3 separate regions of the Mus musculus genome follow, and regions 2 and 3 are each linked to region 1. The links are chromatin loops, found by intact Hi-C in ENCODE. Cell type or tissue: left cerebral cortex. All regions are shown on one strand. Each heading gives the region's core, and the rest is flanking DNA. Links, peaks and the distances in the headings are about the cores only.

What was found. Hi-C counts contacts between places; a loop is a spot of excess contacts. Peaks named below come from ENCODE experiments on the same cell type or tissue, not always from the same donor. Only the 100,000 strongest peaks of a DNase experiment are listed, where the experiment ranks them.
Region 2: it touches region 1 in a loop (23-fold over the local background); 2 of 42 quality-filtered maps call a loop at or near these places.
Region 3: it touches region 1 in a loop (8-fold over the local background); 4 of 42 quality-filtered maps call a loop at or near these places.

What each region holds. Positions count from the first base shown.
Region 1 is chr2:109,612,670-109,623,617 of GRCm38, forward strand. No RefSeq gene overlaps it. Among named protein-coding and RNA genes, the nearest start is that of Bdnf, 75 kb to the right of the region's middle. In left cerebral cortex, for the core only: no CTCF peak of the experiment used is centred there; DNase peaks (open chromatin) are centred at 1,779, 1,973, 5,918 and 7,248; H3K27ac peaks cover 1,549 bases.
Region 2 is chr2:108,784,345-108,795,292 of GRCm38, forward strand. No RefSeq gene overlaps it. Among named protein-coding and RNA genes, the nearest start is that of Gm39905, 91 kb to the right of the region's middle. In left cerebral cortex, for the core only: no CTCF peak of the experiment used is centred there; DNase peaks (open chromatin) are centred at 3,173 and 5,020.
Region 3 is chr2:109,674,836-109,685,783 of GRCm38, forward strand. It overlaps a transcript of Bdnf not described here. Among named protein-coding and RNA genes, the nearest start is that of Bdnf, 13 kb to the right of the region's middle. In left cerebral cortex, for the core only: CTCF peaks have their summits at 1,442, 3,506 and 4,802; DNase peaks (open chromatin) are centred at 1,481, 2,060, 2,520 and 3,450; H3K4me3 peaks cover 3,092 bases; H3K27ac peaks cover 2,854 bases.

The DNA.
Region 1 (10,948 bases), core at 1,206-9,205:
TATCTACCATTTTCACATTATAATACCCAGAAAGGCACATGATATGTTAATTATGCCTTAGCAATGGCTAACAGTTACTGGACACTGACTGACAATAGTACATGCACTATTTTATTGACCATCACCAGAACCCCAGTGGCATTAGTTATTCTCACCATTTTGATAAAAGAGAAAGTGGAAAACTAGGAAGAGTAGCTTACTTGCCAAAAGTAGATAAGTCTACAACTGCATGGGTGCTGTGGACTTGAAGCCATCAAGTTTAGCATAATGATAAACCATGACTTGATCCTATTTCTCCACTAGAAGCCCTTTCCCTGAGTTCACTCTTTAGAACTCTCAGTCAGCAGGGAACACAATCAGACCAGTGAAAGTGTAGAAAGCCTTAGGTCATGGCCAGTCACCAAGGTAACCCAGTATAGCTGGGTTGCCAGTGCATTGCCAAGGGGTACAGAGAGTCAAGGGGCTCCTCCCTGGGCTTCGTGCTGCCACCAATGAAAGCAGCAGAAAGGGCAAGCCTACAGTGTTGTCCTGCATGTGTTCTAGTGTCTGACCTATGAGAACAGTTAACAACCAGCATCAAGGATGATTCCGTTCCAGGATTTCCTTGGTTGTTAGGGGGGAGCTTCCATGGCTGTGCCCATGGTTATAAAAAGTGCATTGCCCAAGATGCCAACAAGCCTATTTTCTTTGTATCTAAGCATTCTCTATAGAGACAGAAAATGTTTCTATACAATTTTCTCCATATCAACAAATGGACTTGATCCTTGCTCCCAAGCACTTTCACTTTTCTGGAGTTCAGGGTAAAAGCAGGAAAATCAAGTCCTATTTTTATCTTTGTGGTTACTTTGAAACCAGCTGTCTTTGCCTGTTTTAGCTAATAACCAAGCAGGCAGTGTGGGCTCTCCTCCTCTCCCTGCTTCATCTGGTTTTGTTGTTATTGTTTGTTTGTTTTTCCTTTTGTTTTTTCCTTGCTTGCCATTACTTACTTCTGCCCAGAGATTATGTTCTCCATTCCACTAGCTCTGCCTTTGCTGGCAGGATGGGAGCAGTGATCATAGCACGCTGATAGGTATTCAGAACTGTGCTGACCCTAAGGGAAGGACTCAGAAATGGGAAAGTGAAACTTCAGGGGCAGCCTCCAGAAAGGCACTAAAGACTTGAAGATCTACAGTGGACCAAAAACACCATGCAGACTTTCAGGGACAGCAACATTTCTCTCTGTGGTTCTTCAAATAAAATATAGACAAGCACTCAGAGGCTGGATTTCTATAACCTCCCATCCTCTGACATCCTCTAGGCTCAGATCCACCCTAAACACACGTTCACTGGTTGTACTGAAAAGGATGAATGGTTCATCTTAATGCCATCTAGCTACAAAAAAGTAATTTAAACTTGAACACACACACATCTTTCATTGTATTTCAGTAACAGTATTACCTAGTAGCTCTGTCATAAACGATGACGTATAGGGAACTCATTGCAATATAGAGATAATAGTACGCATCATAAAAATAAAGAACCAGCTTTGCTCACCAAATTCAGATCGGACTCTGAACATTGCCATGAGAGGCCAGCAGGGAGAGAGTTTAGCTTGAGGATTCAAACATTGATTTTTCTCATGGCAGGAAGTCCTTCCTGTACCAGGTCCTGGAAGATGCTTCCAGGCAGCAAAGTCGCTAGTCGTGCCACACATGAGCTTGAGCTGAGTTAACAGAAACTGTTTGCATTCGTGAATGAAGCTGGCTCAGAAAGGTTCAGAAACGAAATCCTCTGCTCTGCAGAAGATTGACATTGGAGTCTCAGACACACACTCCCTCACATCATCTTAGAAGGTAGTCCAGAATTTACTGGGAAATGTCTGGGAAGGTTTTGATTCAAGTTATTCTTTGAAAATTTGGGCAAGTAGTTTCTGTGCCTATTTTTTGAAGGACTGTGCCAAAATATGCTTCCCTTGCCTGGATGTTGTAAGTAGTAGAGATAATATATGGCTACACTTTTCAGATTAGGCTGGCAAATTCCAAGGAGTATTTGGCAGTATACTTAGGAGTATGGGAGGCCATGGCATAAACACAGGGCATGTTCCCAGTGTTTCTGTTTTACTCAATGGCAAATCACTTACAACCTATTTTTATATTAAGCCAAACAGAGAGCTTTACTGAGTAGAAAGAAAAATCTACTGCCATTTTTAAAGCTCAGAGTGATGAGGAATTTCCGAGATAGCAGGCAGCTGCTGCATGGTCTATACCTCTCATTCCTGAAGAATGCACAGTCTATACCTCTCATTCCTGAAAGATGCACAGTCACTTTCTTTGTCTTCATGAGACTTCAGGAGAAGATATGAAAAGCCCCGTGTGCAGGAAAGACCTAGCATGGAGACCAGTCCTGCAATGGGTTCAGTGCAGCTCTCTGGCTTTATCAGAGAAATGTGCTTGTGTGGTGGGCAGAGGGAACTCTCAACTGGTCCAAGTGCAGAGAAACGGTGTCTGTGGAGTGCTCAGCCACAAGTGAGGCATCTGGATCTCACACCTTCCCTTGCTCAGGAATCATCACAGAAGAGGTAGCAGAAATATTTCAAAGAGCTAGAGGTTTGGAAGGACCAGAGCAAAACTGTGGCTTCTGAACATGGCAGGAACGCTGCTCGCATGAACTCATAGCAACTACGGTTGCCTACACAAGCCCTGCACAGATCAAGTAAGGCGGCATTCCAGCCTAAAGGGGAAAGAGCTTTGTGAAGAGCTATGAACAGTTAGTGGCTTGTGAGAAGTTTGGTTTTCTTTGAGTGTGTTGTTTCTGGTAGGTCACACACACTCCAGTGGATGATACCCATACCCAGAAGTATATGAACAGAAATATATGAAATTGGAGCTTATGAGTATTAATTAAAAACAAAAGATGGTACAAATTTGGGGAATGTAGGGTGTTCCAAGTGGATCTGGGAGGAGTTAAGGAGAGGAGTTAGGGGTGTACATAATCAAAGTACATTGTATGAAATTCTCAAAAGCTTAATTAAAATGTTTACTTAACAGAAACAAGCATTTTTAAAAGACATGCTTTGGAGTTTGACCTGTTCAGTGACCAATAATTGGCAAAGATTATAATTTAGTATTTCTGGAACATAATTGTGTCTTTTGTCCCTGGTCAGATCACAGATGTGGATAGTATTAGGTGCCACAGGAATATTCCAGTCCAAGAAGAATAAAATCTAGCTAGAATTCGTCTGAAGGTTGGTGAGAGGTTTGAAGACCCCATTATGTGGCTACTATAGTTATTCTTTCTAAAGCTCTTTAGCCTGAGGAGAAGAGAGCATGTTTAGGTTCTCTAGCACAGGGTGATTATGACCAGCCAAGGTGAAGTATGCAACCAGAAGATGACGTTTCTATAAAAGAATCAATTTGTAATATTTGGACTCTGACAGTGGGAAAGAGAATGGGGTGAACTTTGGGCTTTGGCCCATAATAGCTTTGTGAGGGTTGAGCATGTTAACATTCTGTGGTTTAGTATCTTCACCTATAAAATAGTACATTTTATATACAAGCTGTGACAATGAGCTAAGGACTTGGTGGGATGGACTGCTGATTACTGTCACATTTGGACAACATTAACATGAAGCTAAGAAGAAAACACAAAAGTTGCACCCTATTGAAAAGGAATATCATAAAAGAAGAAACTGAGAGATGTGTGGAGGACCAACCAAGTGGGGTGGGGAGAAACCTTTAAGGAGGAGAGAAGATTCTTCAGAGACAAGTGATTAAGACTCCAAGTCAGTTATGAGTGACAGGATCCATTGAATGGTGAGTTACGGACTGAGGAAGAGAAGTTTCAGTGGAAGATTAGAAGCAGGAGTAAGATGGAAATGTTACAAGATGAATTAAGCGAAGTTGACATAATTCTTTCCAGTTGCTTGACTATAAAAGACAGAAAAAATGATATCTAAAAGGGAACATGTGATTTTTTTAAGTAATTCTTTTTTAAAGGAAAGGGAAATTTATGGTTTGCTGGCAGCTCATAGATATAGAGTCAAAATAAGCAGAGATGTTGAAGAATTGGGAAATGGAGAAAGAAAAAGAGATAAAGATAGAATGTGTTGGAAAGATGGGTCCAGACCTCTCTCTAGAGGTCAGCCCTAGAGAGAATGACATCTTTTCTTCTGAGATATCATGCAGGGAATCAGGAGAAGGGAGTAAAAACAGGTACAAACACAGATAAAAATGTATTTTAGGCTCACAGAATGTACTCAGAAGAGCTGCTGCAAGAATAACATGGAAAAAGCCATGGGAAGAAAGAGAAGGAAGGGATGAGCTATAAACAAGATCCTCAGGAAACCCAATTGCTTCCTGTTCTAGACAAAGAGGAAAAAGCCAATATCCCCTATCTTCCCCAGGAGAGTTTAGTATGAGTGCTTTGGACTCCCAGTGACAATGGCCACCATTGCAATAGCCTAGCAGAATCATTTCCAAGCAACAGAACTGTGTGCCCCAGAAAGCTCTTCTTCCCTCTCAGCATCAAAGAAAGAAATCAAACTTCTCTGCCTCTTAGTCCTTGGCCATTCAATCAGGGTGGTGGCTGGAGCTGGCATGGCTGGGGAATGCAGTGGCTTTGTTGTTAGGGAAGGTCAGTTCTCAGGAGGTTCCGATTAAAAGACATAATTTTTCTTTCCATTCTCAGATGTGTTTTAGGGGAAATGCCCAACCCTTCTGAGTCGATATTGACTTGTCTTTCTGAGAAGAGATGCCTTTAGCCCAGTGATCCTACAAGGTGGCCATAACTCAGCTGAAATACTCCATCAGGGCCAACAAATGAGGACTTGACAGAACTGGTATCAAAAATGCAGTTGAAAACAAATTTGCTTGAAAATTACCCAGTATTTTCACATGTTGGCTCAGATACCCTTTAGTATGTGGGACTTTCATTTCCATTATAAATTTTATACCTTTGAAATACAATAAATTAATTTAAAGTGAATTAAAATTCATGGGAATTTCTAGGGGCTAAAGTTATAATAATGATAATAATTTCTAATTAAGGTATGGCATGATCTTTCACCATGAGTCCCCTTCTGGAGGGATAAGTAGCCATCGTATCATTTTCAATATCAGCCTAGTTAAAAGTAGAAGTTAGTAAAATTCATGAAAAATCATACAACTCAGTGTCCAAGTGTGGCCCTGGGCTCACATGCTCTTCCCAGGAGTTCCTCTTTCTCTATATTTGAAAAGTGAAAACTAAATTGCAAGCCACTGTAAGTGCCCTCTTATTTGGAAAAAAAAAAGCTGAAGCAGGACAAACAATGCTGTGGAGACTTTACAACGTGGAAGAAGTAGGCTTTGGTGATGGAAGGCACAGGGTTGACTGCAAAACCTAGAAACTGGATTAGGATGAATGAAGCAGGGAAGGAAAAAAAATCTGAGCAGGAACTGAGCAGGTGACTCTACTGCAGCTTGTGAAGATTCAGTGGGAACAAAGGGGAACCTCGTGGACACGGGGAGACAAAGGAAGAGCCTGAAAACCCAAGTGTACATGTCCACAACATAAACAAACAAACAAGGAACAAATGAAGGAATGAACCAATGGATGAATGAATGAATGAATGAATGGTGTGCCCTAACCCCCCTCAGTCACCTGCTGATCTTTAAATGGTCCCCTTTCTTCACCCATTTAAATTCTAAAAGTCATCTGATCAGGTGTACCACCTCGGAGGAGGACCTCATCATGCACACAGCTTGTCTACGCACCAGCTTCCAGAGTGTAGGAGAACAGCTCTCTAACCAGCCTCCTTCATTTCCACAGATGGGGAAAGGAACGTCACACTCTGGATACCATGGAAAATGTCCACTGCTCACTTCAGGGAATCTGTTTAAATGCTGTGTTAATCTGATTCATTTTCCCTTGGAATTCATCTAGCACTTGCTCATCTTTAGATAGTGGACTCTTCCCACTGGAATATTTTCATGTCCTGACACAGCAATCTCATTCTCATGTACACTTTTAGCAATTCTCGCACTTTCTGAAAATATCCTGGATTTGATTCGTGATTCCCCAACTGTTCAAATCCTACTTGCTGAGAACTGCGTCTGGCATGCTGGATGACTCCTGCGGAACGTGGTTCTACCACCTCCTAAGATACTTTCCTGATGAGTCTGGCCCTCACTAATATCCAAGACTCCACTGTCCCCAGCCCATAAACCAAAGCCTATTGCCTAGTTTACTGCTATAATTACATGGCTCGTTAATCAGCTAATAGGCACAAGAATAGGAGGAGGAGAGCCAGAATCAGCTCTAGTGCACCAGCAATGCCATAGACTAAGATGCTACTTTTGAATATGTAGGAAAAATGAGATCAAATCTGAAGTGAGGAGGAGGCATCTCAATGGATTTAAATTTCCAAAGTCCAGCTTGAACTTTCCAAAGGAGGAATGTGTACAAATTGCTTGTTTGTTTGCTCGCTTGCTTTGCTTTGCTTCATTCTGTTACACTGGTTTGCTTTTAAGTTCAGCAAGCTATTTGGATAATAAGTGAGATTTGGGTATCTGCAAACTGAAAGATATTCTATCCCACATATTTGATATGTATGTATGTATGTATGTATGTATTTCACAAGAGTAGTGCCTATCAGTTAATGAATCAGTTTCTGGGGTCAGGAAATGTGTGATTCATTGTCACTAGCTGAGAAACAACCCAGCACCACTAAGCATGAGTTTCCTCCCTTCAAAAATGGAAATGACGAATGCACTCAACTCTTGGTCTTTGCAAGGAATCATAGGGCATGTGATGCTCTGATCCCAGAGCCCAGTCTATGAACAACACTCAGTAGATTTTCATGAGGACGACAAGAGCTAAGGCATCCGGCTGGTGAGCCTTTGTTGGGGGAGGCACAAGGAAAACTGGTGGAAACATGACTTTCTTTTTTTCTGTTTTTGTACTTGATTTAACTGTATAAAAATATAACTGATGAACTTAAAATGTTCAGGATGTTGGCATTTTTCCCTTCAGTTTTTTTTTTCTTTTTGGCTGCAATATCTTATGTTCCCAATGAGGAGCATCTCCACAGCCCTAACCGATACCCAACTTGCTGCTGTGTCTTGGCTCAGGTCTGAATGTGGTCGGTCGTAAGCTGCTTTGCCCGAGTGACTCAGCATAGTAGGCCCTTTTAAATTCTCTCTCATTCCCTAGCCAAAAATCTCTCCCACCTCTCTCTTCCTTCTGCTACTGAGATTGCATTTTGTATCATCTACTGGGAGATAACACAGTTAAATTGATGCTGGGAACCTTATAAGGGTATAAGCACTTTGCAGAATGGACGTCATAATAGCGAATCAAGGGCTAGTGCCAATAATAGATTTTCCTGGGTTTCTTTTTTTTCCCTTGCACATTCTGCAAGGCTCTTTGAGTGGGGCTGAAATGACATGGTAGCCCCAAAATAGTCTGGGGAGTCAGACTGAAGAAGGAGTCTCAAGCAGGCAGCCAAACCAAATACAGCCCACACCTTCTCAGCCCAAATTTATCTCTTGGGCCTTTCATGTGGCCTTTATTTGAAGCAATAGCAAAGATGGCTGTGGTGTTGGACAGCAGAGGTTCTTGCACCCTACTTCATATAATATGCATGAACTTGGGCAAATTATCTACTCTCTGAGTCTCCTGTTCCTTTTCTTAGCAATGAGCAAAAACATACAGGTGAGAGGCAGGACGACGGTAAAGTGCTTGGTATGCAAGCATCAGGATCTAAGTTCGGATCCCAAGCACTGACTTTAAAAAGATCGGCCTGATTGATTGTGTCTATTATCCCACACTGGGGATGCAGAGGCAGGAAGATACCAGGACTAACTAGGCAGAAACTCTAGCTTAACAGGAAGTTCTAGGTTCTCTGAGAGAACCTGTCTCAAGAAAGAAAAAGAAAGTGATAAGGAACTAAATCTAAAGCCAACCCATGGCTTCCACATGCAAACACACACAGGCAAGTATACTTTTACACACATGTGTGTATACATGCATTAAGGAAACACCCACACATATACATGCAATGGTTTTTAATGGGCATAAGGAGATCATAACTTTGTAAAGGTATGTAACACTCAGTAGGTGTTCAAAACCTGTCAGCATCTTTAATATTCTCACCTATAGTAATCTAGACATGCAACTTGCAGTGAGTCTGGACTGTTTCAATGGAAAACAAATTAATTTCCCCAAGATATAAGCATGGGACACACTGTGTATGATGATTGAAAAGAAGAGAAAAAGGAAAGGTGCCTCCCCTCAGAGCCTCAAACTGTAGTTCTGTTTTGTAAACTATTGTGTTTGTGTGCTTGCACATATTATGCAGATTCCACATTTACCAAGCCTTCTTTCACTCAATGCCATGATAATTCCTATATTGTAAAGATGAACATCTTCCCTTTAAAGTAAAAGAGCTGTGGGGCAGGGAAATTCTATAACATGACCATAGTCTTGAGGAATTAAGGGTGAAATTTGGATTTAAACCTAGCTCTGCCTGACCCCACAGTCCATGTTACTAAACTTCAGGGTACCTGCCCTACCTTTTCTGAAATCATTTTTTTCCTAAGAGGCATAACTCATACCCAAATCCCAGGTGGTTCTAAAGAAGAGCACATGAAATCAAGAACTGACGAAGCTTTGTACATTAAAAAGCAATTTATCCCAAGGAGCTACTGGCAGTTTCTGAAGATGAGGGAGACATTTTTCCCCCATTGGTGTAGACACTGGTGCATTTCAGCAAACAATCTGACAGTCATGCTCACGAGCATCATCCTAACTAAACTTATCAGGTTGCAAAAAAATTAAAAAGACAGGAGTAGGAAGACATTGGGTGAAGGGGTGCAGTGGGGGGTGGGATACTGTAAGATGACATGTATAAAAGTGTCAAAGAATAAAACAAAACCGCAATTTTAAAACAATTTAGTGCAAACAATTCTATTTATTATTGTGAAGGACATAGTGACCTCTTTGGTCACTCCAAAACCATCTCTGTCCCTAAGGGAAAGCCAAGCTGTAAGGCGCACAGCTCCTTCTACACTGAGCATTCTGCGACAGAGAACAAGGTGGCTTTTGCAGATCCACATCTGTGTCTCGAGTAGCGTGGAGTACACACTAAATCTGTATTGATACTAAGGAAACCACGCTGTGCTTAAATTAGCACTCAAAGAATAAAAGCTTCTTCAAGACAGGGTGCCCTTCGAAACATCATTTCTCGCACCGCAGACAACAGTGTTTGAAAGCTGTAACAAGAAGCCTGGAATGCATCTCAGACTCCTACCTTACCCCACAGTCCCTGGCAAACTGCATGCACGTTAAATTAAAGCTCTTTTCCACTATGTGTAACCTAAACAACATAGAAGATCTTCAGAGTGGGTTTTTTTTTTCCAGTATGTTCTGAAATATTTGAAGGCGTCTTATGTAGAAGTCACTATGTGTGTCTCAGGGGGCCTTAGAGACATTTAATTAATCAGTGAGGCCCAAGCCTTCATTGTAATGATAATGGAATAAATTTGCCAGAATCCTGGAAGGCAGGAAAATAACATCCAAACTTTGTCTCGTGTTCTATCTTAATTCATTAGGGTCACTTCTGCAAATGCCTGGTGACCCTAAAATTCTACCTAACCTCCTTGGAGTTTGGATGGATAGCACTTGCTCTCGGGAGTTTATGCTTGCCTTGCCCTTTTTTTCCCCTCAGGTACACACTCATGCATCTCACACACACACACACACACACACACACACACACACACACACACACACACACACACAATTTCCATGGAAACCAAACAAAGCCAAAAAAAATCGAAAGGCAGTACAGAAATTACAAAAGGGCTCACAGCCGGTTTTCTGATTTTTCTCTAAAGCTATCCAGCACTGAGACCCTTCTCAGGTTTCTGGAAGTCTGTGTTATTTAACTTAATGGTGGGAGGTGAGTTCTTTAAGTTGAGGCTAAATAATCATGCAATGGTGTGTTACAGTAAATACCTGAGATAGGCTAATTTTAAAGCAACCAGCTACTGGAGAGAAACCACTTCTGACCTTTAATCTGAGAATCTCCTTTGCTCAGTGAAGCCAGAGGTGTGGAATGCAATAAAAAATGAGCATGGGGATAAATATGACCATTAACTGCTTTCCATGCTTCCTAAATCCATAGCCTAAAGTGCACCCACACAATAGAAAACTGAGATCTTAAAGAGGAGGACTCATAGGTGCTGATGGAGAAATGTCAAGGAGACATGGTTACAGGAAAAGAAACTCCAGGGCTACATTTTTGCATTAGTCTACTTAAGTAAAAATAATTATTTGTAGCAAAAGCATGCTTAGATCTATATTTATATGCAGGTAGAGAGAAAAAAAGGTGTCAGAATATGAAACAAATGGCTTCTATGTGGTTATTGCAGTCAGATTAGCAAGGACATTTATCTCTAAAAAGTTTCTTTTCCTTTCAGAATAAAAATCTACTATATTTATAATCATAAAAATGATAAAGCTAAGCAAAACTATATTCTGCTGCTCTCTAGGGACTGATAGCCTTGAGATTCGGGACCCCTGTAGTGGCACTTACAATGGCGTGGCCTGGGGCTTTTATCTCTTCGTATAAATAGATAGATCTGGAAACCCAGACAGGCCACATTCTAGCCACATTTTTTTTCTTCTATTTTTGAAAAACCCAAAAAACCCACAATGACTTATGTTCATCATTTCTGGTCCAATGGTGGCCAAGTGGGTAGGTGGCAGATTTCCAAGGCTCTAGTGGATAATAAGACTTTAGTAGCCAACATGTTAAACACCCTACCTCTCATTCCTTTTGTGGATTTTTTTTCCTTCGTTTGTTTTGGCAAAATACCTCTACTGACTTGTAGCAATGGGTCACCTGCCATCAGTCAGCAGCACTGCTAATGGCCAGTCGTCTCGCCGACAGTGGACACTATGCCCTCTTCACAGAGGAATAAAACCTGAG
Region 2 (10,948 bases), core at 1,839-9,838, 830 kb before region 1:
AATTCCTAGACACACTTTAAATATTCTGTTCATATACAAAGTTGACAGCAATGGAACAATCAAAGAACAAGTGTGTAAGTACACAAAGTTTCACTGAGTGTCAAACAGACCAGAAATTAGCTAAGGAAAAAAACCTTCAAGAAAGAGTTACATCGGAGTTACATACATATACACTACCTATGTCAGAAACATTTCAGAGTTTATAGGCCACTCATAGCTATCTTTTGATTAATTATTATCACCCTCACCTGAATAAGAAAATGAATAGGAAAATGAAACAGTTTATCATGGTTAGGACAGCAATAGAATTGCAAGTGTTTGATTGCAGACTTACTTTGCCTGCTTGTTTAATGATATGATAAACTAGGAAGAGAAAGCAGAAGCCACTGTAAATGAGTGTAAAACACGAGACCAAACAAATAGAAACTAATCGGAGCTGACCGAGTGCAGAGGGATGGATGCACAGCAATATTTAGTCTCTCATGGGGAGACTGGTGGGAAGGAGCCTGGCCTAGCTATCAATCACTTCATGGCTTACCAGAGAGACACAATAACATGGAAGATAGAGTTCTACAGTCTACCAACAGTACAGGAAAAGAGCCTTTGTTTCCTCATCTATAAAATGGGATACTGCTTCCAAAATATGCTACAAGTTTCCAATGGCATGTGTCATATATTTTTAAACTGATCATTTATCATACATTTTGTTATTTTGTTTTGTTTTGTTTTACTTGTCATGACAGGAACCCAGTGCTGTCAGAGGTGTGCAAAATAGTAGGTGGTTGTTGGTCAGAAAACACGTGGTCCATGCCATCAGTTAAAACAACCACCTGCAAAAGCAGCCCTGTACATTATTCACTGAGCTCTGACAGATGCTTCAGTGGTTTTATTTTGGCCAGCTCAAACCAGCCAGAACGGTTTGTGCAGCTCTAGAAAGCAAGCTGTGTTTGGCCTGTGCATTTTGGCATCCTGGACCACGGGATCTTGGTGGGGAGAGAGGAAAGGAGGAGGGAGGATGGAAAAGTACCCGGCAGTACCTCTTAAATCCAACTTCCTGCTGACTCTTGCTGACTCTGAGTCACCAACAGCATGCCTTCCCTCCCCTGCGGCCCATCCGCCCATTAGGCCAGCAGCTCGCCTATGCTAACTTCCCTCACTTGCTCCCACACGTGTGCTCAAGGTGGAGGCAACCCTAATGAGGAATCTCAAGGAAGCTGCTGCAGCAGCCATTTCTTCCTCAGCTGTCAGAAGGAGGCTTGCAGCCATCTCACCTGCAGGGCACACTTGGCCTCATCCCCACACAGCTTAGCCTTTAGATGAAGGTTTCCCTAACCTCTGTGCCGCAAAGCCTTCCCGTAGATTGAGACTCTCTCTCGTTGAGCCCTAGGCTAGGCTCTTAGAACACAGAGGCGACAGATTGGATTGCTCGTTGACGTGGAGAGCCTAGAAACTGCTTTTGGGATTTGTCCCAGGCACCTGCGCTGTGGGAAATCTGAATACGCGCGATATGACCGCCAAGAGGAAAAGGATGACTGAGGATTTCTAATAGTCACTGTTCAACCTGTTCTACCTGACGCATTGAATCTAGTTTCCAAAGCAACCCATACTTCAGGCTCAGTGTACAGAAAGAACCTAACCAATCAATCACAAAACTTGGTAGCAGCACGGAATCCTGGAGTCTGAATCAGATCAGGTGGGGCTCATGGTCTCTGTTGGATGGAGCACCTTAGGTGATTCCACTGACTAGGCTGTTTGAGAACATAGCACGAGTCTGTGATTTTTCAGTGCTCTGGGGGGACAGTCTAAGGCTCAACTGAGGTTTCTTAAGTGATTACTTCAGGAAAGGAAGGAAGGCATTTTTGCCAAGGGGACTGCAGAATCTCAGGTACCAGACCATTGTATTGTAGGTTAAAACCATGTCTCCCCAAAAGATATCCTGAGTTCTAATTTCTTGACCCATTACTATTACCTAATTTAGATATTAAATCTTATCTGTTAACGTCGGGATTAGAGAATGTCTTAAATTCCATGTGAATGGTTTCCCAATGAGGGAAATTGAAACTTAGATGTTTGAGTATTGAAAGGCACAAGAAGACTAAGGAAAAGTGCAGACAGAGCTTAAAGTCTTGTTTCCATAAACCAAGCTACACCAAGAATTTTGAAGACACTAAAATCTGGAAGAAACAGAAAGTATGGCCTTTCCTCTTAAATTCATGCCTCCCCCCGCCCCGTCTCTCTCTCTCTCTCTCTCTCTCTCTCTCTCTCTCTCTCTCTCTCTCTCTCTCTCTCTCTCTCTCTCGCACACACACACACACACACACACACACACACCACACACACAAAGACATACACACACCTGTGTGTAGATTGCTTAGTGCCTTTGCTGTTATTCATATATACATACATACAGGGCTGACTGCCACTTGATATTGAATACCCTATGCAGGAGTTTCGAAAAAATTCCTCTCTCAGCACATGGACCATCATTACCCACTGACCATCTAAGTGTAGGACTTTATGAAATGTTTCCTATCCTCATTAGCATGTTAACTAGTAGTGTTCTTTTATGAATCTTGTTCAGGCAACCATACTGCTAGGAGTTTATGGGCATTTCCCCTGATATGTCTTGGTGACACTACCTAATGGGAAGCATCCAAGTCCTCTGGCTCATACAGTATTTCTGTCCCCTTTTTCTAGATGTTCCCTAAGTCTTAGGTTTAAGGGTGATATAGCATATGAAGCAAATGGAGTTGAGAATGCCCAGGGATACTTATTCTCTGCATTTTGATGAATTATGGATCTCAGTACAATCTCCATCTGTTGCAAAAGGAAGCTTGTCTGACAAGAGGTGATATAAGCTACACTATCTGTTTTTACAACTATTAAGAAGACACTTAAAATTATATTAGTTTAAGAAAATGACTGTGGTAGCTTGTCCTCTAGGGTCTATGACCTTCCCAGCCTTGGGCAGTTGGTTCATTTTACAGTTCCAAGAATGACTTTTTCCCACTGAGTGGGCCTTCTACCTAATTAGATAGCTTTTGGCTACTCCAAGAGGAAAAAGTGCTACTACTGTAGTTTTGGAGATATATAGCCAGCCTTGGAGTTACTGTGTTTCACACACTTTACAGCTGGGTAGGAATACCAGTTGCTCCTGTGTCTTGTCAGCTTATATACCACCTTCATATACAATGAGAGCCAGTCTTGAAGGAGGAGGCTTCCAGATGAGTTCCAACTTGGTTTCTCTATATCCTGTGTCTGAAGTGTGTAGAGTCCTCATTATGGTAATATACATATTTTAAGTAGAGAAACTTGGCTGTTACATTATACTTTTGAGCTTAGCATAATCTATCATTTGATGAATTTAAAAGAGGACTTTACTAACAATATTTGAAAACCTACCATGTTGTCCCAACTGAACATCAGCTATTTCCAGCTATATCCTGAAGTACTGTTGATACCACCTTTGAACCTACAATTTTTATTTTCATCTTTACACATTGTCTACTTTTCACTTAATCAAATATCCAACCAGGAAACTCAAGTTGAACATGACCTATTCTGTAAAGGCATGACTCAGATGACTTTTATCAGATGTAAGATCTTTTGCTTTTGAATTGAAATTTGATTTTGAGCTTTTGGCTTAGAGCATCTGCCTTACTCAATACTGTATTCTATATTCTAGCCTCATGTGAAATGATATAGAATTAATATTGCCTTGCATTGTGGGCTTAATGGTTTATGCATTTTGGGACCCAAATCTCACCCAATGCTTTATAGACTATGTTACATATAGCAGTTGGTATCCATTGAGAATGCTGGTAGCAATATTTTACAAAGGGTCATATTCACTGTGGTTAAGTGTGCTGCATAAGTGTGAATGTCTTTCACTGTCTTGTATAGAGTAAATTTCCGTGTATTATTCTACTAGCACACACACACATGATATATATGTATATACACACACATACACACAAACACACACACACACACACACACACATACACACACACACATATATATATATTCTGAGTATAGATTTTTATAATACAAAGGACAGGGGCACAAAGTATAAGAATTTTCCAAGTGAACAAGGAGTCAAGACTCTCCTGGGAAATCCAGTGCATGAAGTGACAAAAGAATGGGAAAGAAGCACAAAATCCAATTTTTTTTTCCAGGAAGGAGGCAAAACAGGAAAGGGGATAGATAGCATTTGAGATGTAAATAAATAAATTATCCAATTTAAAAAAAAAAACAAAACAAACAAAAAAAAAAAACCAGGATGAACTTCCAGGACATTTTTACTTTTTGCCTCACTCTGCAGACTGCTCAACCCCATTCAGCCATCTTTATTATTTGTCAAAGGTTACAAGGACTTGTAGGCATCCCTATTTCAATCATCTATGTCATCATAGATGACATCAATGGAAATCTACTGAATTAATAAAGGAATCTCCATTAGCCCAAAGAAGTCTGCCACATAGTATATCCTCAAGGCAACAAAGGATCTTTGCATAATCATGGAATAATATGAACAACTTAAAAATAATAAGAAAATATAATTGTCTCGGATCCTCTCATTTTCAGATACCTAGTTAGCACAGTTGTTCTGTCACCTGCAGGTAATGAATGATGTGTCACAAGGCCTGCTGATAAGGAGAACACTGTTTCTCACCATTGCACCTCACAGGAAAGAGGGTCTGTTCTAGCTAATTGCCTAACGGTAGTGTTTTCCAGGTATTAGCAGAACTCTTCACTGAGTCATTGAATGGTCCTCATCAGGTTACTGTGTCCTGGTGCTGGTCTATTTTCATGAGTGTTCCTTCGTCACTAACACCTTTTCTTCCTCCTTAATATCTCCAAAGGCATCACTTCACTCCACTGACATAAAACACAAGCCATCTAAAAATTATCCGCTGTGGTTTCCCACTCATCTTCAGAAAGTGAAGTTGCCATTTATGGACACTTGCTGTTGCCATGTTTTTCAGAAAGTTTGCCATTCCACAAGCTGTTTTTAGCCCCCGTACCCACGACACTTCTACAGGCATTTAGTATTTCTTGAGCTGACGCTTTTCCAAGGCAATACCTCCGCCTCCTCATTGAATCATGCGGGCTGTCTCTTAATCAAATGATATTTTTTGAAGTGTTTCCTCACTGGAGCCCACAAGGTTGTTTCTCATTTTCTCCCCACACCTGCTTTATACACTAACTGAAGGAGAACTACTTACAGGCTTTATTGTCCTTTTTGGAACAGAAATATGATATCTGTCATTTTCCCATTCTCCACAATCTGGCCCAACAGTTGAAAGTGACTAAAAATATCAACTAATACACTGTTATTTTCTTGCTCCCTAGAAAATGATATATTCTCTCTGTTTGTATCTTGTGTTCTGTGCAATATGAGCCAGATTCAAAAAAAAATAATTAAAAAAAAACCTGTGATGCAGTAAAATAGCTTGAAAAATTAGCAGCAGAGAAGTAGAGTCACACATTTAATAGTGTGACTTTGGGAAAATAGGAGATGTGAGGTATTAGACAATAGAGTTCAGGGTGAAATGAGGCTTTGCATTGTATGTTACAGGAGGTGTACTGTGTGATGTGTAGTTGCTAGAGAATCAAGAATGCCTTGCTTTAGAGAAATAATGTAACTCTGACAAGATGAGCTACATAAGAATCTGTTTAGAAGAGTCTCCATCCATTTCAGCAATAAGATAAAAATTAATTGTAACGTGATGCTTTTCTTAAGAAGAAAGTTTTTGTTGAAGTTGAAATTCTAGGAAATTTGTTAGAGAGCAGAAGGTGAAATCTCTCAGACAACTGACAAAAAAAAAAAAAATGCAGTGACAAGAACCAGCTCAGCCACTCAGTCAGAAAAGAGAAACTGAAGGCCTGAGATGAGGGGCAACAAGGTCACAGGAGACCAAAGATACAAGAGAAAATCCCTCAGCACCATCATAGAAACTGACTCCAAGTTAGCCAAGGTCATTTACAGGGCTTTATTTTAAAAAAGAAAAATGAGAAAAATTGCAATCACAAAGAAAAACTCAGTCTTCTTGTCTGTTATAAAGAGTACCAATGTCTATGAGGCTAACCTCTTTCACAAGTTCTAAAAGAATACCTTATCTTGGGCAGTTTGTTGTACAATGCTTATGAACATGAAGAAGTGGAGAGAGAATTCTCCAGCTGAGGTTACACAACAGGAAGAACATAAGACTAAAATAGTCTACTTGTATAAGTTTCAGAATGGAAGCAGACCATGGAAATGCCTGTCCCTTCATTTGGGGGAAAAAATGTCAAGGATGGGAGTTACCTTCTTCTGAAGTGCCATTCATGCTAGATCGGGTCTGACAAGCTATTATTTGAAGCCATGAAATAAATGTTTCTCACTTGTGGGGTATATCACTATATATGTATGATATGACTTTTAGACTCTGAACGATAGTAGCAAGATAAACAAATGGGCATAATATGTGTGCATGAATTATTTTTAAAGCCAAACGCAAATTAAAACATTAAGCTGCTTTAAATAATATTCTATCTTATGACAATCAGAGTGACTACCATCAAGAAAAGAAGTGACAAATATATTAGGTTTCTTTTTCCTGTGACAAAATATCTGACACGAAATTATTTTAAGAAGGATAGCTTCACTCTGATTTACACTTTCTACCAAGGTAGGAAAGGCATAGGAGGACTGCAACACTAGCTACTCAATAACCTAACTGCTGTTAGGAGTTCAGAGCAGTGTCTCCTTTAGCTGGGAAAGGGGAAGGTGAATGAAGGACAGGAGCATCAGAGGAGAGTTGTTCTAAGGGAGGCCATGCATTACAGAAAGAGCAACTGGGCTACATAGGATAGGTTGGAGGGGGGAAAGGGAATTGATGTAATTATGTTTTAATTTAAAATATAAAAATGCTAAAATAAAAAAGAGCCACCATATCCATATTTATAAGACACATAACCTGAGCCCCAACCCCCAGAAGTAGAAAGAGTTGTACGTTATATTTTGCGATCATTTGCACTGGCTCAAGCTACAGAAACTGTGATCATTGTTACCCTGGTCCTTACTTATCACCTGCTTTCAGCCATATCATTGTCATAGTCTCCTTTCTAACAGCTTCCTTCCTGTTATCCCTTCGACCTCACTATTCATTACTCTATAATAAAAGCTAAAGGAATTGGTATTGAAATTTCAAGTTGCCCTTTAAACAAAATCCTTCAACTGTTTTCCAGTGGTTAAATAAAAGTTTAAATTCTTGACCATGCACGGCAAACCCTGAGAGATCTGTCATCTCCCTGGCTTTCAAGTGTCACACGATGTGATGACTTGAGACCACTTCACTTATCATAGTCTCCTTACTCTCTGTCACTTCCTAGAACTGAAAATATGGACTTTAGGCTTTTATCCCTTGACCTGAAAAAAAAAATATTCCCAGCTTTCCCTGGGCTCTTCATGTACTGACATGCTTTCATCTGTTGACTTAATATGCTGTCATTAACTTTGAAGGAACAACTCCTGTATATAGTCATTCTCCATAGCACAAGCCTTGGTAACCCGCTAAGATGACATACAGTCACATTTGTAAGTTTCATGACCAATGAGTACCACACCTGATATATAATACATGAATTCAGTGCCCACTTTCTAATGGGATATCAAAGTACAATGAAGTTCATATTTGCAATTATAAAACAATGAATGTACTATTGTCATTTGACCATGAAATTTGTCAAGATCCTCTAACTAATATAATCTTAATATATTGGATAGGTTTGAGCTTATCTTATTAGATAATGATGCTGAATTTCTCAAAGGCTGGAGAACTTATATGAAATCATATAACAGTAAATTTTAAATCATATAACAGTAAATTTAAAATCTTTATTCCATAGCATCTCAACTGGTATGTGCTGCTCTGTCAAGTAGAATCACATAAGAACCTATTCACCCAGGCAGCTACAATGTGCTGTGATTTCTGATACAGTTCTACAAAGTCTCATGAATGTACAGACTAGTAGAAGATACAAAGTGACTATAATAACTGGTCAGTGAGGGATGAAGCATGATACAGTAAAGTATTTAGTGATGAGAGAAGGAATTTCTCATCCAGAGTCATCAGAAAAACTACATTTGTTCCCCAAGGCTACTAGGACAAAATTATCACCAATCAGGTATAATAAAACAATAGAAATGTACTCTCTAGTCCTCCTGGATATTGTCCTCTCAGGGTCCTGGATAGGCACCCTTCTTTTCTCGTCCCAGCCTCCATCTGTGATCAGCAGTGCTGACAGCATTCCTTGACTTATAGCTGCATCACACTGTCCTCTGCCTTTGTCAACATGTGTCATAAGCTTTCCATGTTTCTAAGTTCCTGTTTTCTTACAAAGACATTAATCATATCAAAGTAGCACTCTTGTAATTGTATGATATAATGTTCTAATCTTTTCATTTGTGTTGTTTTTTCAATTTCATTCAGGAAACCAGAGGTTAAAACTGCATTTTACTGTTTTTTGGAGGAAACACAATATAAAACAAAATAGACAACTGTCTAGGTAGAGTAATAAGGATGATATTGTGAGAGCAGCCAGTATTAAAACAGCAAAATTTACTTATATCAATGGAGCTGTTGCTATAATGAAGCTGGTTAATAACCACTACATCCTAGTTACTATAGATGTAATATATACTTAACAAAGGTTGTGTTCTCACTAATAGATCTGTAGAGCACTAAAAGCTATGTGGCTCCATTATCAGTTGTTGTAGAACAAAGGACTCTCGGGGAGAAATGCTTTTTTCAATAGATAATCAAAGTATACAGGCCAAGCATTTCAGGAAAGGAACTGTAAAGTCTTTACTTTTATTGCATCTGCTAACGTCCCATTGGTGAAAAAAAGATACAACTGAGCAAGATAGATACTCTGGCCACTTTAGTGGAAGATGTATGGCAAAGGAAAGAAGAACTGCCCCACAGTTTATCAAGTTTGTAACCAAATGTCCACTCCCTGAATCTAGGCCTGTGATAATTTCTAGGGTACTCAGGAGTAAAGACCCTGACCTGAAGTTTCTTGTAGAACCTTTCATAAAATGATTTCACTTGATAGAATCTTTAACTATGTCATTTAACAATTACATTTCTTGGGATAAATATATCTCAGAAATGTAATCATGGTGAAAAAAATCTAAAATAAATCGAAATGAACATTCTCAAGTACTTACACTGTTCATTTTATTTTCATTGGTCGTTGAAGTAGACTTCACCCACATAATGTTCTCATGAAGGACAGCCTAGCAAAACAATGTTCCAAGAAGTCAAAACAAAGGAGAAAATTTCTTTTCTGATGTCACTAAGAAAGTGAGTCAAAGCACTTGGCGCCAGAAAACAAACAAACAAAACTACATTCGGGGGCTTGAAGAATAGTTTATGGGTGTTTCATACCATCTGAAATACAGACCCATAGACACATGCTTTGAGTAACATACAAAACTAATTTTAGTTTTGTTGGAATATTCCATTCTATCCTGGGAGGAAATATATTAGTATAAGGTGATGACAGCAAAGAGCCTTAGTGGGGAAAATTCTCTGTCAATATGAAGGGAGTCTGGGCCCCTGATATTTTCTAGGGTCCTCGGAAGCAAAGATCCTAACATGGACTTTCTTGTAGAAGCTTCCAAGAAGGATTTCACATGGTGACATCTTCAATTATATTATTTACATATTGTATTAATGGGAATATATTAATATATTATATCATACATTAATATATTGTCCTTTATGAAATGCAAAATGTGTCAGTGAGGACTTGACATTCAAGCAAGTTGCCACGCCCTTTCGTTGATAAGCATGCTTTCTTCAGTCAGATGTGTACATGTATACAGGTTTCCTTGTTTGTTTTGTTTTGTTTTAGATTTCAAGCAATACTTTAAGATAAATTAGGAAAATGGGCCATGAAACTGAAGTATCTGAGAAACCCACAAGCTATTGAAATTTAGCAGCTTCTGGTGACCCATAACAAGTAAAATATTTAAAGGACTGGAAAGGACCACTTTCATGTTTCCAGGACACAGCCTAAACATTATGCTGCAAAACAAATTATGGAAAGTTAACTTGTGAGTTTCTCAAAAGCTTAAAATGGGTAGACAAGGGGAATAGGGTTCAAAAGAATAGTTTGGTCTGGAACTCATATTCACAGAAATCAAAATCTGACATCTCTAAAGGATGGCATAAACATGATATAATATGCACGCTGTATTATATATGTATTAAATATATTTAATATAAGCTGAAAGTGGTGCTATGTATCTGTAACCCCAGTGTGTCTAGAGAGTGTTGCAAGGAAAGATACCTGGAGCTTATTGTTAGATACACTAGTCATGCTACTGTGATCCAAGTTCTCTTAGAGTCTCTGTCTCAAAAACAAAAGGGAAAATAATAAAGAAAGACACCAAAACATGGCATTCATCTCTGGCCTCCACATGCTTGTGCGTGCATGGATATGTGCATAAACGTATATACTACATCCACACATACGCAAATTTACACATAGAGAAAAAGAAAATTTACATAAAGATTATGAGCCTAAAATAACCTATGCTTGTCATTTTCAGTTTTAAAATTTTTATATGCCTCTAAAGGAGATATTGTGCAGATAACTCTTAATCTGTAAGAAATAGTTCCTTGCCACAAGATTTACAATTCAGAGGCCATCTCTTTAGGATGTGGTCATTTTTTCATTCTGGGTATAGAATTAGACGTGATGACTAAGGCTACATTTAAAATTGGGATTCTTTATTTCCGAGTGCTCTAGAATCTCTATTCCTCATCAGGGAAGTTAGACGAGGTTGGCATATCTTATTGTGGAGTCTGAAGTAATAGCAATTTGTAGAATGTTCTGTGCTTTCTCTGCTCCAACCCCACAACTCCCTGAGAGCTAAGTAACTCATATTTCT
Region 3 (10,948 bases), core at 995-8,994, 62 kb after region 1:
GGTGTGACCTGAGCAGTGGGCAAAGGATCGGCGTGCAAATTGGATTATTTTTATGGGGGTACTCTGAAACTCCCTCACTTTCTCTGGGAACTTTTTGTGCTAGGGCTCAGTGACAGGCGTTGAGAAAGCTGCTTCAGGAAACGCCCGCTATATAGCAGGGCAATTGGACAGTCATTGGTAACCTCGCTCATTCATTAGAATCACGTAAGAACTCAAAGGGAAACGTGTCTCTCAGAATGAGGGCGTTTGCGTAAATCTATAGGTTTTTCAACATCGATGCCAGTTGCTTTGTCTTCTGTAGTCGCCAAGGTGGATGAGAGTTGAAGCTTTGCGGATATTGCGAAGGGTTATTAGATTCATAAGTCACACCAAGTGGTGGGCGATCCACTGAGCAAAGCCGAACTTCTCACATGATGACTTCAAACAAGACACATTACCTTCCTGCATCTGTTGGGGAGACAAGATTTTAAGACACTGAGTCTCCAGGACAGCAAAGCCACAATGGTGAGTAGCAATAAACCGTGCATTATAATTGAAAAATCTTGACATGTTGCCTAACAACAGGCATATCATGGCTCTTCCTAGCACTTCACACGCCAAAGAACAGCAGCTATTCAGGCCAGGGGAATCGGGTTTACCCACTGCAAGTTTAATTGGAATCATTTGAGATTTAACACAGCAGTGGGGAACTGCGTGGAACAAACTTGGAACTGGAGGGGGTTGTTATACTGGCTGTTCAAAGCTGATGCTTGTCTGACAACCGTCTTGTATTCCATCCTTTGCTTTACTGTATGGTGTGTGAGCATATTGTATGATTTATATGTGGGCATATAATTGACATCCGCAAGGGGGTTAATTTCAATCTAAAAACAATAATGTTATTAGTTTGGGGCTGGGGTGGAGAGGGTAAGAGTGGGTTAGAGACTAAGAGTTTAGGTGAGGATAGTGGTGGAGTTGGGGGCGAGAGGAATAAGTCAGAAGTGTCTATCTATAATGAAATGGGTAATGCTCGCATACGTGGAAAGGGTCTCATCAACATGTGATCAACTATTAACAGGATGGCTTTGGCAAAGCCATCCACACGTGACAAAACGTAAGGAAGTGGAAGAAACCGTCTAGAGCAATATCAAGTACCACTTAATTAGAGAATATTTTTTTAACCTTTTCCTCCTCCTGCGCCGGGTGTGTGATCCCGGAGAGCAGAGTCCATTCAGCACCTTGGACAGAGCCAGCGGATTTGTCCGAGGTGGTAGTACTTCATCCAGGTATTCTTTTCCTCGCTGTCAAGCCAACCCGGTGTCGCCCTTAAAAAGCGTCTTTTCCGAGGTTCGGCTCACACCGAGATCGGGGCTGGAGAGAGAGTCAGATTTTGGAGCGGAGCGTTTGGAGAGCGAGCCCCAGTTTGGTCCCCTCATTGAGCTCGCTGAAGTTGGCTTCCTAGCGGTGTAGGCTGGAATAGACTCTTGGCAAGCTCCGGGTTGGTATACTGGGTTAACTTTGGGAAATGCAAGTGTTTATCACCAGGATCTAGCCACCGGGGTGGTGTAAGCCGCAAAGAAGGTAAGCACCGGGGCGGGGACCCTGCATCCCCAATTCTTGAGCTATTTTGATACTCGATCTTCCGGAAAGGACGCGTAGTGGAGAGGAGGAAGTGGAGAGAGAGCATGAGAAATGGTTGTTTCTTGGTATTTGGCTAGTTTAAATTGACCTAGGTGAGAACCTGGGGCAAATCGAGGTGGAGGAAGCTCAATCTTCCTGCGGATATAATGAGTTTAGTTAACTTGGAACTGCAAATATCTGATTCAAATGTAAGATTTCTCTCATTCCCCCTTTCCCTCCCTCTTTTCCGTTCTTTTTGCTTGTGTGTGGTGTGTGTGCGTGTACAGTAGATTCATTACTAATTATGAAGCTTTTTACACAACATTCGATTTCCTAAGATTTGACTTTGTACCATTTAGAACAAGAGGATGGAGGGAATGTGCAGTGGGGAAAGAGGAGGTGGAAGCTGGGAGAGGGACGGAGGTTAGCTAAATACCCACAAAAATGAATCAAGGTAATTTCAGCTCCTCTAGTGAGGAGGATTCATTCTCTCGGTATCCCTGCCTCCCTCTCTTTCCCCCCTCCCTACCTCCTTCCCGCCCCCCTTTTCCACCCCGCCCCCTCCTCCTGCTTCCATCCCTCCCTCATTTTCTCTCTACCTCTCCATCGCCCTCACGATCCTCGATGGATAGTTCTTTATGTTTGGGTGATTTTTTTTTTTTACCCCTTTCTATCATCCCTCCCCGAGAGTTCCGGGTGCTGGCTTGGAGGGCTCCTGCTTCTCAAGGGAAGGGGGGCCGCTGAGACTGCGCTCCACTCCCTGCCGGGCCGGATGCTTCATTGAGCCCAGGTCCGAGTCAGGCGGGGTAACTCAGGGAGGAGGGGGGTGCTCCGCTCCGGAGTGGAAGGTCCTTTCTAGATCGAAGAGCCCGGGAACGGCCCGGGGAGGGGGCCTGGGTGGTTTGTGGAGGTGGAGAAGAACACTCCTAGCTCCGTGCGGCGGCAGGACCGAGCCACCAATCAGCGGGGCGCGCAGACCGCCCAGCCAAGCGAGGTTGTGTCCACTGACGCGGGTGGAGGGCCCGGGCTCCCCGCCGAGCTGCCGCCACTACCTGGGTGGCCTGGTAGCCTAGCAGGGAGTGAAGATGGAGGGATTGGAGATAAGCTAGACTCCGGCTGGGAGCCGCCCAGTCTTTTCCTCCAACTCCCCTGCCCCCGCCTGCGCCCCCAGGGGACTCGGTGCGCCCGGAGCGTGCCACTGCGCTGTCCTCCAGCCTCTCTTCCGGGAGTTCAGGGACTTGCGTGCCCCCGGGCGGGGGGCGGGGAAGACCTCTCCACACTCTTACAACCCCCCATTCCCACCGCTTCCACCGCCCTTTGTTCAGGCCAGGAGCTTTGCCCTGCCGCAGCTTTCGGAGTAAGGCTTGGTGCCTTGGGACCCCTCCCCGGATAAGGCTTGGGATGCGGGTGAGGGGCGTTATTGGGGGGAAAAGGAAAGATTTCCAAAACTCAAGACTCAAGATTATTTTAATGAACGAAAGCATCCCAACTCTGCGCAGGTGGAAATGATGAATTCATAGACGATGCTAGGATATTGTGGAAATTTGGGGGGGTGAGGGGGGTGGAGAAAGAATGAAAAACAGGCAGTTGGATCAGATGACTGCCCATAGGCTGTTCGCCACACAAAGGGAGCGTAGGGCAGGGTTTACGGATCAAGCCTGCAGCGAATGGGGCACAGACAGTTCCGGGATCCAGGCGTTTTCTCAGTCAGATCTACGCGAAAGGAGCGGAGGGGAGGGGCCGGGAGGGAAGCGTGGCGGGAGGGGCAGGGCTTGGGGGCGGGGGGATTTCGGATCAGTCTGATGCAATTCCAAGCGTGCTGCAAAGGAACTCCAAGGCGCCCGCATCACCATCGCCACCCACCCTTCCCAGATGGTGCTGTTTTAAATACGGATCTGCAGGGCTGAACGCAGAACTGGGAGATTTATTGCAAAATCCTGAGAAGGGGGGCCGGGGACAGAGAACCAAGGGACAAAATTTAAAGGTGCAACGCCTGCTTTTCCCCAACCCAGCGGCAACCAGTTGGAGGGATTTTTTTTTCCTTCCTTCTTTCTTTCTGTCTGCCTGTCTTTGGATCTAATTCACCAAGGAATAGGTGTAAATATTATGACATTTTGAGAAAGCTTAATGGATAGAGAAAAAAATAATCATCTGTCATTCTAAATTGCAGAGTTTCCCTCCCGCGCCATGCCTTGCTCGTGAATACTTGGGGCTGCCTAATACAGTTGCTAGGGCTTTAGACGAACGCTTCGTTAAGGGAATATTGTTTTTAGTCCACTTGCCAATTTGTCTGACAGTTGAACAGAGGAAATTATAGGTATCATGTCTGGGCGACAAGGAGAAAAAATACTTACCAGCCTAATTATTTAACCTCCATTTTTTTTAACAATTTAAATAAGCCTCAAAAGTGTCACGTCATCCTCTTACACCCAAGCATCCTTGACTTGTAAGGAAAGATGGTTTCCACTGTCACTTTAAGAATGGTGCCCCTGATATTCACTATTTTTATGTATTAACATAGATCTCTTTAACGCAAAAGCAAAGGTATTTCAACTGCCCTTTTTGGAATCAGAAGATTAAAGATGATAGGAGATGGAAAGGGAGGAAGAGAGGGAGAGAGAGAGACATTTAACCTTATAATCTTAATAGTAATCTAGCCTACTTTTGTAGCCCCTGGTCTTGCATATTAACACTGTAGGTGAGATTTTTACCTTGGTCTATCTCCCTCAGTGAAATATATAAGTTCTGAATTAGATGAAAATATGATGTGCATCTTGCCAGAATCTTTCCCAGTATCCTTGACATTAAGACCCACAACACAGCAATTTTTGGAGGACAGAGAAGAACATCTGAATAGGCTCTGCAAACTGCCACTCCAGAAATGGGCCTCATCAGTATACCATCCTTTTTACATGCAGCATTTGTACTTGATTGAACCAGAGTCCTTGCTAATTAAAAAGATCATCTCATCTGTACAGTCAAGGCAGGAAATGAAGGTTGTTGTGTTTTTTTTTAAGCAAGCGATTAATTGGCTTGCTAAATATTGTCAGTTATCTATCAGTGTAAATTGGAGAGAAGCTTTGAAAAGAAGTGGGATCAACCTGTGTAAGCCGCTGCTTTCATTTGCACTTCCCCTACCAAGTCTTTAAATTCTTAATAAGAAAAAGCTGGTGAATTTAGGTCTTTCCTTTTCCTGGCCTGTCCTCTAGGGGAAACTTTAATAAGAAACAATGTATCAACACCAGCAAAGGGAGAAAGAGACAAGAGCCTGGGTGACCACAAAACAGATAAGCAGCCACTGAAAGTCAGAAAATTGAATTGAGGCAGTTGAAACTAAAATATGACTTACAAAAGGAGTTTTATTTATTTAGTTTTTAAAAAGTTCTGTGATCTTGGGGACCATGTTCCAAATTGCTCAGATAGCATTCATTTGGTTGTATTGTTTACAGTCTGTAAGTTAAAATGATGTCTTATTGAAGTGTTGATTTTTCTTCCTAAATAAATTCTTCTACGTAATTTTTTGCTTTTAATTAGAGCAAACTAGTCCAACCATGCAAGTGATCCTAACAAATATGAACTGATATCATCTGATATAAAAACTCTGCTGACTGAAAACTATATTTGTTCTGAACAGCACTGACTTGCCAGAAAAATATCTATTTTTGTAGCTTTCTTTTCACTCTATGGATAATTTAATGAGTTGCCTATTTTAATTTTACAACTGCTACCTCAGAAGTATCTCAAATTATCTTTCTTTTGCTAGTGTCTTTCTTTGCTGATCTGTCAGTGCATTGTGTGTGTGTGTGTGTGTGTGTGTGTGTTTCTAGTGGGAGTTTAACAAGCAGCAAATCTCTTAAAATTACATACTGTAATCCCTATAAAGAACACTGTGTAGTAGTTAATAATAAAATAAACATTAGCATTCAGTGAACGTTTACCACTTACTGAGTGCTCTGAAAGTGGAGGGGGTTGCCTTAAGTGGAGAAGATTAAATTTTTAAACAATAAAATGTTCTCTCCCCTTCTGACTTCAGACTGAGCATAATATCAAGACCATAAAGCCTTACATCTTTTAGTTGGGAATGTAGAGCTGTTCCTTTCACAAGTATCTCTAGAAAAAGGAGACATGTTCTATAAGCAGTGACGCCCCTGCCCCAACTTGACACTTGGGTCAAAATACTGAATTATCCTGCCTCCATTCTCGTTGGTAAGGTTTTTGGGGGTTTTGTTGGTTTGGGTTTGGTTTGGTTTTTTGCCAATCCTGACTCCCCCCACCCCCATCTTTCCTCCCTCTCTTTTCTCTTCCATTCCAACACTGTAAAAAGAATCCTGTAAGGAGTTCTCTATAATCAAGCGCACAGTTTATTTGTATTTTCTAGTAAGAACACTTCATGGAGAATTTTGACAACTCATTACAGGTTTCTTCATTTGATTTCCAGATGGGCTATGTTGGGTGGGGATCACCATGGCCTCTTACACAGGGAATTTCGGTGCCAAGCTGCAGAGACATACCACAGTGGACGGTCTGAAGGCTCGGAGTCTGTCTCTTCCAGTTTCAAGGACTGTGCTTGTTCAGTGCCCACCATGCCCCTCAGACCTATCTAAGGCCTCTGAGGGTATTTTAGGCATCATTTTCTCCTATTTTGATTTATCTAATTTTTTAAAAAAGGGATCTACAAATACTCCCCAAATTTGGCAGAACTAATGGAAAGTTTTAATCAGCCCATGACCTTGCCTTCCTAAATTCTTCTTTCCCTCTCTCAAAGTTGGAGGCTCAAAGAAAACAGGAATCTTCCTGTGGCTGACACACTAGCTAAGTCACAGTCACTAATTCCCCTGAAAAACAAACACAGAAGATAGGTCAAAGCCAAGAAGTACATTACTTTTACTCATGAGTCAGAGAATCTAATGGCCAGACATTTGTCAGAGGTCACTTAGTCCAGCCCATATCCGATGCATGAGTTCATGCTGGCTTGCTCTCTTTCAACCCTCTGGAATTTCATCCTGGTTTTGGATTCCTGGATACTTGTTTACCTTGGTAGATAGTGTTTGCCTATCTTAAGTGAGCTATGATGGCATTTGCTCCCAGCATATTTCTGCAGAAAATTAACAGTCATAATTTTATTCCATATGTATTAAATATTAATCAATTATGAGTCCCAAACTATGTCAGAATTTGAAGATTCAGCCATGAGCAAGACTGAATGATCCTTATCTTGCCAGAACCTATAGGCTGGTGACAAAATCTGACCCCTTAAAGACATCTGGATTTGTACTTTCTTCAAGAAAACACAGTGACTTGGGTTCAAAGACATAGTTCAAGCTTTATCCTCAACTCATTATCAATAACTGAAACGTCAACTCAGTTTCTGTTTCCATGCACATAGTACAGAAACAATGTTCTCAGGATAAGTTCTAAAGTCTATTTCAGTGTCATGGTTGACTAGTGTACAATATACAACCTGGAGGTGGATGAGGTATGAGGATCACAAGCTCAAGGCCTGCCTAGCCTGCAGAATGAATTTAAACTCAGTTTGTGCAATTTAATGGTTCTCTGTCTCAAAACAAATAGTAGAAAGATAGCAGGGATAGTTGAAAGGTAGAGCATTTGGTGGTATGCGTGAGACCCATGGGTCATGACCGAGCACTATAGGAGAATTGTGTGCACTGTAACTATTTCCCCTTTCTTCACAAGAAATCCAGTTTAACTTATCCTAACCTTTGATGATTTAGAATTTTAAATCACTAATTTTTTACTTTCTAAATACATTTAAATAAAACTTAAAGACAACAGATTTGGGACCTACATAGGAGGTCTCTGGATGTGGAATTTACCATTTTTTCTCAAAAATGATGATTATGATAGTTTAAATTGAACAATGAATGACCTTATATTTGTTTAGATTTATTTTAAAGGAAGGATGTGGTAGAATTCCCACTGTCAAATTTGAGGGCACTTTTCTTTGTGACATACATGTTCTATGTTTTATGTCATTTCTTTTTAAAATTAAAGATATTGCATCCTGAAAGTGTCTTGTTCTTATAAATAATGCATTATATGTACATGCTAATAGATAATTAGATGGTCTAGCCAGGAGAAACATGAAAGAGAACTGGTAACTCAAAGCCTGCAGAAGGTGTGTGGGCATTTGGACATCCAGGAAATGCTATAGATCTGTCCTTAGCTAACTCAGCCTCGTGGAGATAATTAAGAAGAAATGTGGGTGTCGAGAGACTGCAAGCCATTCCCTGCGATTGGCTGGATTGCTGCAGTAGTTCAAAAACAATTGGCACAGCCACCCACACTGGACATGATTGCCCTTTGATGAGGCAGCTATTGACTTTTATAAAGATGCCATATTTAAAATAACTTCTGATGCACTAAGGATGACAGACATCACTCTTGAATTCTATTTTAGGCAAATGGCAAAATACATTTCAAAGTATAAACTTTTTAAAAAAAGAATAAACCTTAGGGAAATTTTCTTCAAGCAAGCCATTTAGCAATTTGTAATTCCAAATTTAACAGTTCAACCTGAAGCTGGTAGAAAAATGTGTCTTATATGAGATCTTTTAAACTGAAAAGGCCATTTCTCTGGATTACTATGGAAAATAGAAATGACCTTTCCAATATTTTTAACCTCTGAGTGAATGCATATACCCTTTCCAAACTAGGAAGCAGAGCCCAACAGCAGAAGAAAAACATTGGGATCTTAGTGCCAGACTATGTATCAAGTGCTGTGATACCTAGAAACCCCATCAGAGACTATATCAGTGCCAAGGGAAGTTAAGACAGAGATCTCTTCAGGTTCACAGAAATATATTGAATATGTACAGTCTCTAAGTATTAAGAGCTCTGTAAACTGAAATATCCCAATTAAGTGTTCTCATGAGTGTTCACCTAAGCAGGAAGCCAATAGGGTAAAGCATGGCTGGAGAGATGAATGCAAAAGAGAGAGGAAATGTATAGCAATATAGAAATAATCAGGGAAGCAGAAAAGAATCGGGATTGTACAGGAGCTCTCTGTGGGTGTTTCTCCAGGCCATTTCTCCCTGGCCATGATCTCTGCCTTCCATGCTCGATAGTTCTAATTACTTTAGTAGAAAACCATGATTTCCTTGACTCTCACTTTCATCCTCCTCTGAGAACCTCTTCCTCTCCAATGACTTCCATAATCAATATTAAAGAATTAAGCTCTTATTCTTTATGACATGTTGAACTAACATGGGATTTGTAGCCATTTTTGTGGCATAGACTCTTGGCAGTCTGATGAACCATTTTGTAAACTCGTTTCAGAATACTACTTCTAAATGAAGATAATAAAAAGTTTATGGTTACAAAGGAAAACAATTGCATTACATATAGCTATAATAATATAAAATGTAATATATTGTGATATAAAAATATATGCACTTTTATATATTGGATAATCTAGCAGCAAAATGATTGCTATAATTTTGAAATAACTAACCATTGGCATACAATACAAAAATGTCTAGCTTCTGCTTGTAATAAAGTCTGCAAATACTACTGGGTAAGATCCACTACACATTTGACAACAGAACATGTGGGAGGAAATTATTAACATAGCATTGATTCAGAAATGTGAATTTAGCCAATGTCAACATTAGCCATTTGGTTTTCCTTTCTGGCAAAGGAAATTGGCATTGGCAGAAAAAAATTAAATCAGTTTTACCATTAGAAAAGCTACACAGTGTGTAAAAGGCCAATTGACAAGATAGCCATGGTGTGGAATATGTGCTTCAATTGAGCTCCATATGACCCTAATGCATAATTTTAGTATCAGCAGCAGCACAATTCCATGGCTCTAGAAATCTAGTCCTCCTGTGAAAAGGATAGGAAGTTCCAGGGGCATGGGTAGGGTATAGCTTAGTGGTAGAGTGCTTGATTAGCATGCATCAAGTCTTGGGGTTTGATCTGCAACATGGCCACCCCTGCAAAGCAGATCTTGGAATTTTAAGCTCGGGCTATTAACTTAGGTAATATTACCCTCAGAAAGCTAACAATCTTTAACAAACTCAACTGTCTGAAAACTCTTAGATATTGTCATTGTTACACTGTAGGAACATTGACAGAAATTGTGAGGTGAGGGAACATCTGTCTTACATTGACCATGTACTAAGCTCTTTGCTTTGCCTTTGATATATATTATTTAACCCTCAAAGTAACTCTTGGAGACAGATTATATTCTAATTATATAAACAAGGAAACTAGAGCTTGGGGAGTTTAAGTAATTTGCCCAAACAAACACAGTAAATTTTAAGTGGAAAAGTTGAACTTCAGACCTAAAGTTTTTTGACTTACAAGCTCATTTTAAAACCCTGGTTCTAAGCCTAGCCTGATGGCACAGGTCTGTAATCCCACTGTTTCTGGAGGCAGGAAGGACAGTGGGAGGAAGGGAAGCCAAGTATTCCTGTGTAATGAGTGTTACACACGCCTTCATTTCATTTACAGATGGTTTGCACATGTATTCTCCTAAGAAGTTCTCACTACATCTCTTCGAAATAGGTGAGAGCCTCAAAATCAGTGGCCACAAACACTAATTTAGGATGATTTTTTTTTTGATTTGCTGATCAGCCAATGGCTTTCAAGTGGTTACTTCTCATTTTAGAGTCTCATTTTCACAATCATAGAACGGAGCATGGCAACACTTAACCAGCGTGTTAGGATCAAATGAAAGAATAGTGAAACCTGATTTTGTCTCATTTAATACAGTGAGCATTCCAAATTACTGCACCTCAATGAATCCTTTCCATGACAATCTCTCTAGGCAAAGCCTGTCAGTGTTCATAGCTTAACATAAGGAACCTGATTAATCCTTTAGACAGACAATTGTGCTAAATTGGCTCAGCCACTGTGGCAAAGCTGGGCTTTAACCTGTGTCTTTCTAATGCCAAAGTTTTCTTGTAATTATTAATCTCACCTGAAAATTCTTATACAATTTTAGTTGTTATAATTGTTGTCATGTCTCAGACACTATCCGTACAGAATTTTCCAGAAATAAATATCTAACCCCACTGAATTCTGAGGCTCGTTACCTGCACACTCTTGTACTCACTTCGGTTTATTGCCCAATGGAGGATTTCTTACTTCTTTCTTAACTTGTTTAGAACAGTTCCGCATGAGCTGACTTCTAAGAGTTATTGAGTAAGAAACGTTATAAATTGTTTAGATTGGGATTTACTGTGTTTAGAAGCCATTTCATAAGTTTGCCTTTCCTAACTGTTACTGGCTGTGGTACTACAGATGCTCTGATGGAGAACACTCTCTCCAAAACACACAGTCTATGACAAACCTCCAAAATCTAACATATTGTTTACAGATATGG